Regions from separate parts of the Homo sapiens genome. Here region 1 is linked to region 2. Evidence: chromatin contacts called from ENCODE Hi-C or POLR2A ChIA-PET data. All regions are on one chromosome and are shown on one strand. Each heading gives the region's core, a stretch centred on a gene start or an enhancer-like site at or near the end of the contact. The rest is flanking DNA. Distances are from core to core; before and after follow the strand shown. Region 1 has its middle 33 kb from the start of KLF11-DT. Region 2 overlaps CPSF3 (cleavage and polyadenylation specific factor 3).

What was found. A loop is a pair of places that touch in the nucleus more often than their neighbours do. ChIA-PET counts read pairs that join two places held with the same protein, here RNA polymerase II (POLR2A). Pooled maps may share reads with other maps.
Region 1: a pooled map shows a loop between it and region 2 (8-fold over the local background). The contact joins two enhancer-like sites. A Hi-C loop is called at or near these places in 2 of 37 single-sample maps with no recorded cell type and 3 of 50 pooled maps. POLR2A ChIA-PET finds 5 or more read pairs at or near these places in 1 of 52 experiments (activated CD4-positive, alpha-beta T cell).

Annotation. Positions count from the first base shown.
Region 1 is chr2:10,006,980-10,012,855 of GRCh38, reverse strand. No RefSeq gene overlaps it. Among named protein-coding and RNA genes, the nearest start is that of KLF11-DT, 33 kb to the left of the region's middle. RefSeq lists enhancers at 1-326, 327-1,265. Within about 2 kb of position 2,260, at least 19 of the 41 ENCODE cell types and tissues checked have a DNase peak (open chromatin) inside an H3K27ac peak, as active enhancers do.
Region 2 is chr2:9,461,394-9,466,994 of GRCh38, reverse strand. The region is part of intron 15 of CPSF3 (cleavage and polyadenylation specific factor 3); the gene reads right to left. Among named protein-coding and RNA genes, the nearest start is that of IAH1, 10 kb to the left of the region's middle. Within about 2 kb of position 3,179, at least 3 of the 41 ENCODE cell types and tissues checked have a DNase peak (open chromatin) inside an H3K27ac peak, as active enhancers do.

The sequences.
Region 1 (5,876 bases), core at 1,011-3,510, 550 kb before region 2:
CCACCTGACCTGCCCATACACACGCCTGCCCACCTGACCCGACCATACGCAATCCTGTCCACCTGACTCGCCCATACGCACGCCTGTCCACCTGATCCGCCCATACGCAATCCTGTCCACCTGACTCACCCATACGCACGTCTGCCCACCTGACTCACCCATACGCACGTCTGTCCACCTGACCCGCCCATACACATGCCTGTCCACCTGACCCGCCCATACGCATGCCTGTCCACCTGACTCGCCCATATGCACACCCATACACACGCCTGCCCACCTGACTCACCCATAGGCACGCCTGCCCACCTGACTCGCCCATACGCACACCCATAGGCATGCCTGCCCACCTGACCCGCCCATATGCACGCCTGCCCACCTGACCCGCCCATACACACGCCTGCCCACCTGACCCGCCCACACACACGCCTGTCCACGTGACACGCTGACACGCACGCCTGTCCACGTGAGCCACCCATACCCACGCGTGTCCACCTGAATCACCCATATGCACACTCATATGCACGTCTGCCCACCTGACTCGCCCATACGCACACTCATACGCACACCTGTCCACCTGACCCACCCATATGCACGCCTGCCCACCTGACCCGCCCATACGCACGCCTGCCCACCTGACCCGCTCATACGCACGCCTGCCCACCTGACCCGCCCATACGCACGCCTGTCCACCTGACTCGCTCGTACGCACGCCTGCCCACCTGACCCGCCCATACGCATGCCTGTCCACCTGACCCGCTCGTACGCACGCCTGCCCACCTGACTCGCCCATACGCACGCCTGTCCACCTGACCCGCCCATAAGCAATCCTGTCCACCTGACTCACCCATACGCATGCCTGCCCACCTGACCCGACCATAGGCACGCCTGCCCACCTGACCCGCCCGTACGCAATCCTGTCCACCTGACCCGCCCGTACGCAATCCTGTCCACCTGACCCGCCAGTACGCACGCCTGCTCACCTGACCCGCCCGTACGCAATCCTGTCCACCTGACCGGCCCGTACTCAATCCTGTCCACCTGACTCTCCCACACACATGCCTGCCCACCTGACCCGCCTGTACGCACGCCTGTCCACCTGACCCGCCTGTACGCACGCCTGTCCACCTGACCCGCCTGTACGCATGCCTGTCCACCTGACCCGCCTGTACGCGATCCTGTCCATCTGACCTGCCCGTATGCACGCCAATACTGTCCACCTGACCCGCCCGTACGCGATCCTGTCCATCTGACCCGCCCGTACGCACGCCAATACTGTCCACCTGACCCGCCCGTACACACGCCTGTCCACCTGACCCGCCCGTATGCATGTCTGCCCACCTGACTCGCTCATACACACACCTGCCCACCTGACCCGACCATAAGAACGCCTGCCCACCTGACCGGCCCATACAAATGCCTGCCCACCTGGCCCGCCCGTACGCACGCCTGCCCACCTGACCCACCCATATGCACGCCTGCCCACCTGACTCACCCATACGCACACCCATAGGCACGCCTGTCCACCTGACTTGCTCATACGCAGGCCTGTCCACCTGACTCTCCCATATGCATGCCTGTCCACCTGACTCGCTCATACGCACGCCTGTCCACCTGACTCTCCCATACGCACGCCTGTCCACCTGACTCTCCCATACGCACGCCTGTCCACCTGACTCGTCCATACGCACACCCATACACATGCCTGTCCACCTGACCCGACCATATGCACGCCTGCCCACCTGACCCGACCATAAGAACGCCTGCCCACCTGACCCGCCCATACAAACGCCTGCCCACCTGACCCGCCTGTACGCACGCCTGCCCAGCTGACTCGTCCATACGCACACCCATACGCACGCCTGTCCACCTGACTCTCCCATACGCAATCCTGTCCACCTGACTTGCCCATACGCACGCCTGTCCACCTGACTCGCCCATACGCACGCCTGTCCACCTGACTCTCCCATACGCACGCCTGTCCACCTGACTCGTCCATACGCACACCCATACTCAAGCCTGTCCACCTAAACCGACCATACACACGTCTGCCCACCTGACCCGCCCATACAAACGCCTGCCCACCTGACCCGCCCGTATGCACGCCTGTCCAGACTCGCCCACACCCACGCCTGCCCACCTGACTCGCCCACATGCACGCCTGCCCACCTCACTTGCCTGCCCACCTCACTCGCCCATACGCACGCCTGGCCACCTGACCTGCCCATACACATGCCTGTCCACCTGACCCGCCCATACGCACGCCTGCCCACCTGACTCGCCCATATGCACGCCTGCCCACCTGACTCATGCAGTTTGAGATGGTGCCCCGCATGGATATAGATTCCCAGGTACTTGGCAGAGCTTCACAGCCTGGCGTACTCAGGCCTCTAGAGTAAGTGGCCACCAGAGTAAGTGGGTCCTTGAACCTCAGCCCTCATGACGAATGACATTCAGGGAAAGCTGGGAGCACCGGCATGGTGTGGGGCTGGGGTTTCTGAGGCCTGCAGGCCTTGGGCACGACGAAGGCTCTGGTCCCACACCTGGCCCTGCTCAGGGGCACAAGGCCCCATGCCTGCTCTCCAGTGTGGCCCGTTAAACCCAGAGCAAGAAGAGGGAACGGGGTGGGAGTCTGCCAGCGACATGTGACTCATGTAAACTTCAGGGGCCTGGAATGATCTGGAGGCCAGAGCTGGAAGTAGGGGAAAGGTCGCAGCGTCGCGCCAGCTGTGGGGCTGTGGCCAAGGCCAGTGGGAGAAAGGTGGCCGGTGGCCAGCCGGGCCAGACACCCATAGGCCAGCCCTGGCCTGGCCGCCAGCCACCTGGGCCAGCTACACAGACCTGCGGACAGGCCTGGCCGGCTTCTGGTCTCTAGGGCAGGTGCAGACCAGCGTGGGGAGGGAGGGCCGTGGAAAGAGGAGGCCCCATGGTGGTGCCTCCCTCCTCCTGCTTGGAAAGGCTCCTCCAGGCCCCAGCCCTTGCTGTCCCAACAGGAGGGCATTCTGGGGCCATGCCAGGGTGCGATGGCTGAAGGGGAGGAGTTGGCTGGACAGGGGTCTGGTGGCTGTGGGGCCTCCCCATGGGGCCCCTGCTAACCGTCCGGCCCTCCTCACCCATGGGCAGGGGCTCATAGAGGAGAGAGGCAGAGGCAGGAAGGAGAGCAGCGGACTGTGCTCATCCCTCAGCTAGGCCTGTCCCCTCCAGGCTGCGGCCAGGACCGCACAGCCCCCACCGAACACAGGTGCGGGACGTCCGCCAGGCTTCTAGATTGTTTCCAGATTGCTGCTGAGTTTGTTTCAACAGCAGATGCGGAAGCCCGGCTGCTGCCACCGCATCCCAGTGCCCTTCCAAAGCCACCTGCTGCGGACAGAAGCAGTTTCATACACAGAGGATTCCAGAACAACCAGAGGCGAGCCCTGGACAGGGAGAGCAGGAGGGGCTCTGCGCACGGGCTTGGCTGGCAGTCGGTAGGTGTTCACCAGGGCAAGGGCAAGGGGGGCACTCTTGCCGGGGAGCTGTGCAGGCAGAGGTGGGCAAGGGCAGAGCCGTGTCCACAGGGACCCACTGGGAGCTGCCATCTCACACAGAGACAGGGTCCTGCCAACTCTGGATGCAGGCAGACTGGAGCTGGGGGAAGCCAGGAGAAGGAGATGGAGACAGATGTTTGCAGGTAGAGAGAGATCCAGGTCATCTTTTCATGAAAAAACCCAGCTTCATTGAGATATAATTCATATACAATGAACTGCACCTACTTCAAGTGTACCATTTGGTAAGTTCTCCCATCTACACTCCTGAAACTGTCCTCACATCAGATACCGAACATCTCCATCATCACCCTCAAAGGGTTCTTCAAGCCCCATTAGATACTCCCTCTCTCCCGCCCCGCCCCCATCCCAGGCAGCCTCCCATCTTTCTGTCGCCATAGATCAGTTTGCATTTTCTAGAGCTGTAGATGAATGGGTCACGTGGAATGTGTTCTTTTGGTCCGGCTTCTTGAGTTCCGCAGTTATTTTGAGATTCGTGTCTCTGTGTGGTCGTGGTTTGTTCCTCTCTTGCTGAGTGGTATCCACTGTATTCTTCAGCTCCTGCGGGAGCCTTGAAAACCAAAAGCCACAATCACATCAACACCCAGCAGCCTGGAAGCGCCGGGAGTGGCAGATCGGGGTTGGAGCTCCTTCGAAGGCTTAATCCTGAGAACTGTCGTTATTTCGCCGTCTGGCGGTTCCCTGGAGAACCCTACTTGCAAGCCTGCCCTCATTTGACCTGCCTGGGAGCTCCCCCCGTAAGAAAAGCCTTTTTCTCAAGGGGATTTGTCAAAAATGATGTGGAAGAAATTGCCTAATTTCATGGCTGAGGAGGCACATGGCCGTTGGAGCAGACACTGGGCTCACCAAAAGGCTTAGGAGGAAAAACTGGGCGGTGAAAAGTGCAGAGGTGCGTTCAGAGGCTCCAACGTGTTCCCGGGCTCCTAGGAGGCCGTGCACGTTCCCAGGCACCCGGGAGGCTGTGCACATTCCTGGGCTGTGGAAGTGCTCAGCAAGGACCTGGGGCAGCTGAGATCTCACCTCTGGGTGACCTTGACGCTCTGAGCAGCAGAAAGTGCAGGCTAGGGCAGAGATGCTGCTGGTCTGGCTGAGTGTTTAAGGTACCCCCATCACCCCACAGAGCCCTTGGCAAGGACTGGGAAGCTCTGGCGTCGAAGGCCATCTCTGTCCAATCATTAGCCACCCACCGCACTGCTGAATGGAGTTTGCAGGGTCCACACACAACACAGAAAGCAGACTCCAGAATTAGTCCAGAGAAGTCACTAACCAAACAAAACTGCAGCCACAAAACCTGGGTAAAGGGAGAATCTGATTTCCACAGTAGCCACATTATGTTACCTAAAATGTCCAGTTATTAACAAAAACTTACCAGACATGCAAATAAACAAAAAATTATGGCCCATGCACAGGGGAGAAATCAACAGAAACCTCCTGAAATATCCCAGAGACTGGATTTATTAGACAGAGACGTTAAATCTGTTGTTTAAAACATGCTAAATAAACTAAAGGAAAGCATGTCTAAAGAATTAAAATATGAGGACGATGATCTCACTGCATAGCACCTCTGCGTCTGCAGGCCAGAGCCACCCCACCCTCCAAAAGTTGCCTGCAAACAGCTACCAGATTAGAAATCGGTCTGAGGAGGCACTAGGAGCCCCCTCAAGTCCAAGGGAGCTGGAATGAAAGCAGCAGTCAGCCTGGCCTCCGAGGAGGCGGTGGCTTCAGGCAGAGGGGGCAGTCCTCAGGCACTGTTGAGCTGGGCACACCCTGCTTTAAGGATAGATCCAAAAGAACAGAAATGACAAAGAGCCCGGCGCAGTGGCTCACATTTGTAATCGCAGTCACTCAGAAGGCCGAGGCAGGAGGATTGCTTGAGGCTAAGAGTTTGAGACCAGCCTGAACAACGTAGTGAGAACCTGTCTCTCCAAAATAATAATAATAATAATAATAATAATAGTAATAATAAGCTAGGCTTGATCCTGTAGTCTTAGCTACTTGGGAGGTTGAGGCGGGAGATCTCCTGAGCTCAGGAGTTCATCAAGGCTGCTGTGAGCTATGGCCACGCCACTGTACTCCAGCCTGGGTGACAGAGCGGAAAAAAAAAAGGGGGGAGTTGGGTATTGGGTGTGGGATGGAACCTGGAAAGGCACAGCCTTTGTACACCGTGCAGGGCTCTGGGGACAGTCGAGAGATTGCCACTCTGTCTGCTGCTGTGACGAGTCACTGCCCACAGCCCTGGGGATGACGATCCTGCCTGGTCAGCCCTGCCCTGTCTGCCTGAAGGTGCCGGAGCAGCCTGAGGGCGGGGTTCTCCTCTTGTTTGGTCTCTCCCTC
Region 2 (5,601 bases), core at 1,930-4,429:
TGTCTGCAGAAAAACTTACATCCAAATCTCCACGGTAGCACTATTCATAAAACCCATAAAATAGAAACAACCGAAGTATCCATTAACAGATGAATGGATAAACAAAATGTGTTGTGTCCATACAATGGGAAATTATTTGGCCATAAAAAGGAAGGAAGTACCAATTTATGTGACAACACGGATGAAACTTGAACACAGCATAGTGAAGGAAACCAGTCATCAAAGGCTATATATTGTATGATTCCATTTATCTGAAACGCTGAGAACAGGCAAATCCAGGGAGGCAGGAAGTAGATTAGTGGTTGCTTTGAGTTGGTGAGAATATAGAGATTGGGGCATCATACGTAAGGGATATGGGGTTCCTTTTCGGAGGTGTGCATTTATTTATTTATTTATTTAGAGACAGGGTCTTGCACTGTTGCCCAGGATGGACTGTAGTGGTATGATCACGGCTCACTGTAGCCTTCACCTCTGTGCTCTGGTGATCCTCTCACCTCAGCCTCCCAGGTAGCTGGGACTACATGCATGCATCACCATGCCCAGCTAATTTTGTGTGTGTGCGCGTGTGTGCGCGTGTGCGTGTGTGCGCGTGCGTGTGTGTGCGCGTGTGTGCGAGTGCGTGGGTGTGTGCGTGTGTGTGTGCGCGCGCGCGCGTGTGTGCGTGCGTCTGTGTGCGTGCGTCAGTGTGCGTGTGCATGCGTCTGTGTGCGCACGTGTGTGCGTGCGTCTTTGTGTGCGTGTGTGCGCGTGCGTGCGCGCACGTGTGTGTGTGCGTGCGTGTGTGCGCGTGTGTGTGTGAGCGCGTGTGTGTGTGCGTGTAGAGACAGGGTTTTAGCATGTTGCCCAAGTTGGTCTCAAACTCCTGGGTTCAAGCAATCTGCTCCCCTGTGCCTCCCAAAGTGCTGGGATTACAGGTGTGAGCCACCATGTCTGGCCTGGTGTGATGTAAATGTTTTAAAGTTGATTGTGGTGATGGTTGTACAACTCTGAATATGCTAAAAAATCATTGAATTCTACACTTTATATGGATGAATTGTATGGTATGTGAATTATGTATCAATAATGCTGTTACAAAGAGTAGTGCAGAATTTTAAAATCCTTCAGACAACACACACACACACACCCCATATATATGGATATTGTCATCATTTCATTTCATGTTCATAACAGACTTCACTTTACAAAAGGGCTATCAGAATATAATGAAGAGAAGGCAACCTTGGTGGCATTTGATTGGGATTGAACAGACTAAGATAGGAAGTGAAGGCCAGCTGAGCTCTTAGAAGGATGGGGGGCCTTAAGAGTTGAAAGCTGGGCTGGCCCAAATGTGAAAATCTCAAGTTTGGATGGGAAGAAGTCAGTTTGATAAATAATAAATATACATAACCAATTTCCTCTTTTATATATTTTTTATATATAAACGCGCGCGCGTGTGTGTGTGTGTGTGTGTGTATGATATGGGGGAAAATACCAGAAATAATCTTATGGCCTCACCTATAAACAGGAAAATATAATATAAGACTGTAATTTCTTTCTTCTTTTTTTCCCTTAGAAACAATGTCTCGCTCTGTTGCCCAGGCTGGAGTGCGGTGGTGCAATCATAGCTCACTGTAACCTTGAACTCCTGGGCTCAAGTGATCCTCTCATCTCAGCCTCTCAAGTAGCTAGGCCTGTACGTGTGTGCTACCGTGCCTGGCTAAGACTCTGTCATTTCAAAGAGACTTCAAAAATTATGATTTCTTCAATGCACTTTCAATTTCCCAGCCCAAGTAATTACTTTCTCATGTAACACTATGACTTTTTAAAATATTGTATCATGTAAGTGTAGCTTTATTAACTCACTTCTGCACTCCCACATACCTATTTCAATCTACTCTACGGAAAAGACTCAACTTGTCATTTCTCCTAAACTATTCTAGAATTCAAACCATACTTCATCTAATTCTTTTTAATTCGTGAATTTCAATTGTATATACAACTAACTACTCGCCTGTAATCCCAGCACTTTGGGAGGCTGAGAAGGGAAGACTGCTTGAGCCCAGGAGTTGGAGACCAGCCTTGGCAACATAGCAAGACCCCATCTCCATTAAAAAAAAATAGTAAGCCCAGGTGCAGTGGCTCACACCTGGAATCCTAGCACTCTGGGAGGCCAAGGTGGGCAGATCTCTTGAGCTCAGGCATTTGAGACTAGCCTAGGCCACATGGTGAAACCCTGTCTCTATAAAAATAGAAAAATTAGCCAGGCGTGGTGATGTGCGTCTATAGTCCCAGCTACTTGTGGGGGCTGAGGTGGGAGGACCACTTGAGCCCAGGAGGTCGAGGCTGCAGTGAGCTGAGATTGCACCACTGTACTCAAGTCTGCGACACAGTGAGACCCTGTCTCAAAAAATAAAATAAAGTAAAATAAAAATAAAAATATTAAAAAAACACAAAAACAAAAAACTAACCAGGTGCTAGCCAAGAAAACTATATAACAGAATTTTATACTTTAATTATAATCATTAGTTTCATTAATTACTAAAATAAGCACTTAATTGACATGTAAAAACAATCTCACAAAATATATTACAAAATAAATATCTAGGCTATGAAACTATCAAAAGAAACTTTCCAAAGTTTACGTGTGTATATATATGTATATATATATTTGCAAATTCCTGCATTAATATTTAGACAAACTCATCAGACACGAGATCATATTAAACACAGAACTATACAATCAGACAGGTATACCTGTCCTTAGTAGGTCTGTGTGTCAAAACAGGACACACACATGCTGAAAACAGGTGCCATGTAAAATAGAAGAATGTTATGGAATATAAAAACAAAATAATGTATTTTGAAAATATATAAGATTTCCCCTTTGGTTAAGAATGGGGACACATAAATTGTGGTTGGTTAGACACACACACACACACACACACATACACCACAGATACAAATACAAGTTGTGTTTCCAGAATCTGGACTGAAGTGTCAGGAGGCTAAGAAATGAAAAGGGAGAAAAATGCCATCAAGGAAGAATCGGATTGTTTCACAGAGGTGCCTTGAGAAGAGGGCAACTTTTTCTGTAAATGGCCAGATGGCATTCTAGGCTTTGTAAACCACAGGGTCGCTGTTGCAATGACTCAGTTCTGCTGCTGTAGCAGGAAAGAGGCATCAGAGATGATGAACCAGTGCGCACGGCTGTGTTTCGGTAACACTATACTTACCAAAGCAGGCGGGCTAGGTGTGGCTTGTGGGCCACAGTCGCTGACTCTGCTCTAAATGTGAAAATCCCAAGTTTGGATAGGAAGAAGTCAGTTCGATAAATAATAAATATACAGAATCAACTTCCTCATGAGCAGCATAAGTGTCACATGTACCAGTTCTTGCAATACTTGTCACCTTTGAAAGGAGCAAGTGCTACTTATTAAAACCTGTCACTTAGCCCCACGAGTGACAACTGTCCATGCTGACATATCACATACATACCCTGGATCATTATCTTAAAGTTCATCCTGTCTGTTCTCTTTCTGTCACCACTTACAGCTAATCCAACAGGAAATACTGCTGGCTTTATTAGAACACCTCCAGAATCCAGCACTTTGCGATATCCCCATGACTTCCACCCTAATCTGAGCCACTGTCTGCCACCTGGATGACTGAAGAAGCTCCCAGCTGGAGCCTCTGCTTTCTTGCTTGCCCTCCTAACAGTACTTTCAGCAAGCACCACGGCAGTCCTTTAAAAACTCCGTCAGATCCTGTCTCAGCCCCGCTCAAAGCTCTGCAGCATAGCCTCATTTTACTCACACTGAAAGTCTGAGGTCCTTACAATAGCCAACAAGACCCTATGGGATCTGCCCAACTCCAAACCCTATCAGGAAGCCCTGGGACATGCCAGAATGTCAGATCCTTGGAGGGGGCAGATCTGTTTGCTTTGTTCACTGATGTTTCCTAAGCACTTTGAGGCATGCCTGCTGGGGAGCAGGTGCTCAGTAAACATCTGTCAAATGAATGTTAATGAAAATATGCAAACACTTCATCATCCCAGAGGAATATAAAACCTCATTCTCCATAAACTACAAAATGGGGAAGAACTAAGAAACACAAGGCACCCAGCCAGCTGAACAAATGCTAAATACACGGAACACACGGAAACAGCCCAGTTCTAACCTGTCTGCAATGAACCTCTGCTGAAATGGCCACAGGCTAACCAAAGGAAGGAATGTTTTTATTATTAGCATAAGAGGGATTACTAATAATATAGTGATAATTAATTTAAATTCAATTACTGCAGATCAGAGTAAAGGTACATTTCATTTTGGACCGGAGCATTAAGAGAAATAATCAAGATAAAGGCAAACCAACCTATGACAGGTCATGTATTCCTTCCCGTATAAAACACACACGAGCTATGTGGAGATTATCTGTCATACCACAGCACCTCTTGTTTTTCAGCATCACCGCTAGGCAGAGCCCTCATCAGAACAGCAGATGACATCCTGACAACATCTCTGTGATCCCTCCTCTGCCACATGGAAAACAGGCTGGCAGAGCTCAGACACTAAACATCACCAAAGACCTTGTAGTCACACAACATCCTAACCGGCCTAAAAAAGTGCCATTTTTGCATAGAAACTTCATTTTTCAGAAAAGTATATCAATTTCTAATTAGTTGACTATATTACAAAAAAGACTTCATTTTATAAAAGGGCTATCAGAAATATAGTGAAGAGAAAGCAACCCTGGTGGCATTTGATTTGAACTGAACAGACTAAGATAGGAAGTGAAGGCCAGCTGTGCTCTTAGAAGGATGGGGGCCTTACAGCTGAAAGCTGCGTGGCCCAAAGCCCTGGGCGTGATTCTGCTCTCCGCACCTAACCCTCTTCCCCACGTCACCGTTCCTAACTTCTGTACCACTACTTACTCATGATCTTTTAAAAGATCCTCCTAGGCCCGGCACGGTGGCTGAAGCCTGTAATCCCAGCACCTTGGGAGGTCAACACAGGCGGATCACGAGGTCAGGAGTTTGAGACCAGCCCGACCAACATGGAGAAACCCCGTCCCTACTAAAAATACAAAAATTAGCCGGGCATGGTGGCACACGCCTCTAATCCCAGCTACTCAGGAGGCTGAGGCAGGAGAATCGCTTGAACCCGGGAGGCAGAGGTTGCAGTGAGCCGAGATGGTGCCACTGTACTCCAGCCTGGGCGACAGAGCAGAGACTCCATCTCTAGATAAATTTAAAAAAAAAAAAAAAAAAAAAAAAGATCCTCCTTCCCACCCTGCACACCTTTATTTTTACCACCTAAGATAAGTAAGACAAAAACAATTTTTTTTTTTGAGATGGAGTATTGCTCTGTCACCCAGGCTGAAATGCAGTGGTGTGATCTCTGTTCACTGCAACCTCCGCCCCCCGGTTTCAAGCAATTTTCGCCCCTCAGCCTCCTGAATAGCTGGCTGGGATTACAGGCACCTGCCAGCACCCCTGGCTAATTTTTTTTGCATTTTTAGAAAAGATGGGGTTTCACCATGTTGGCCAGGCTGGTCTCAGACTCCTGACCTTAAGGGATCCACCCACCTCAGTCTCCCAAAGTGCTAGGATTACAAGTGTGAGCC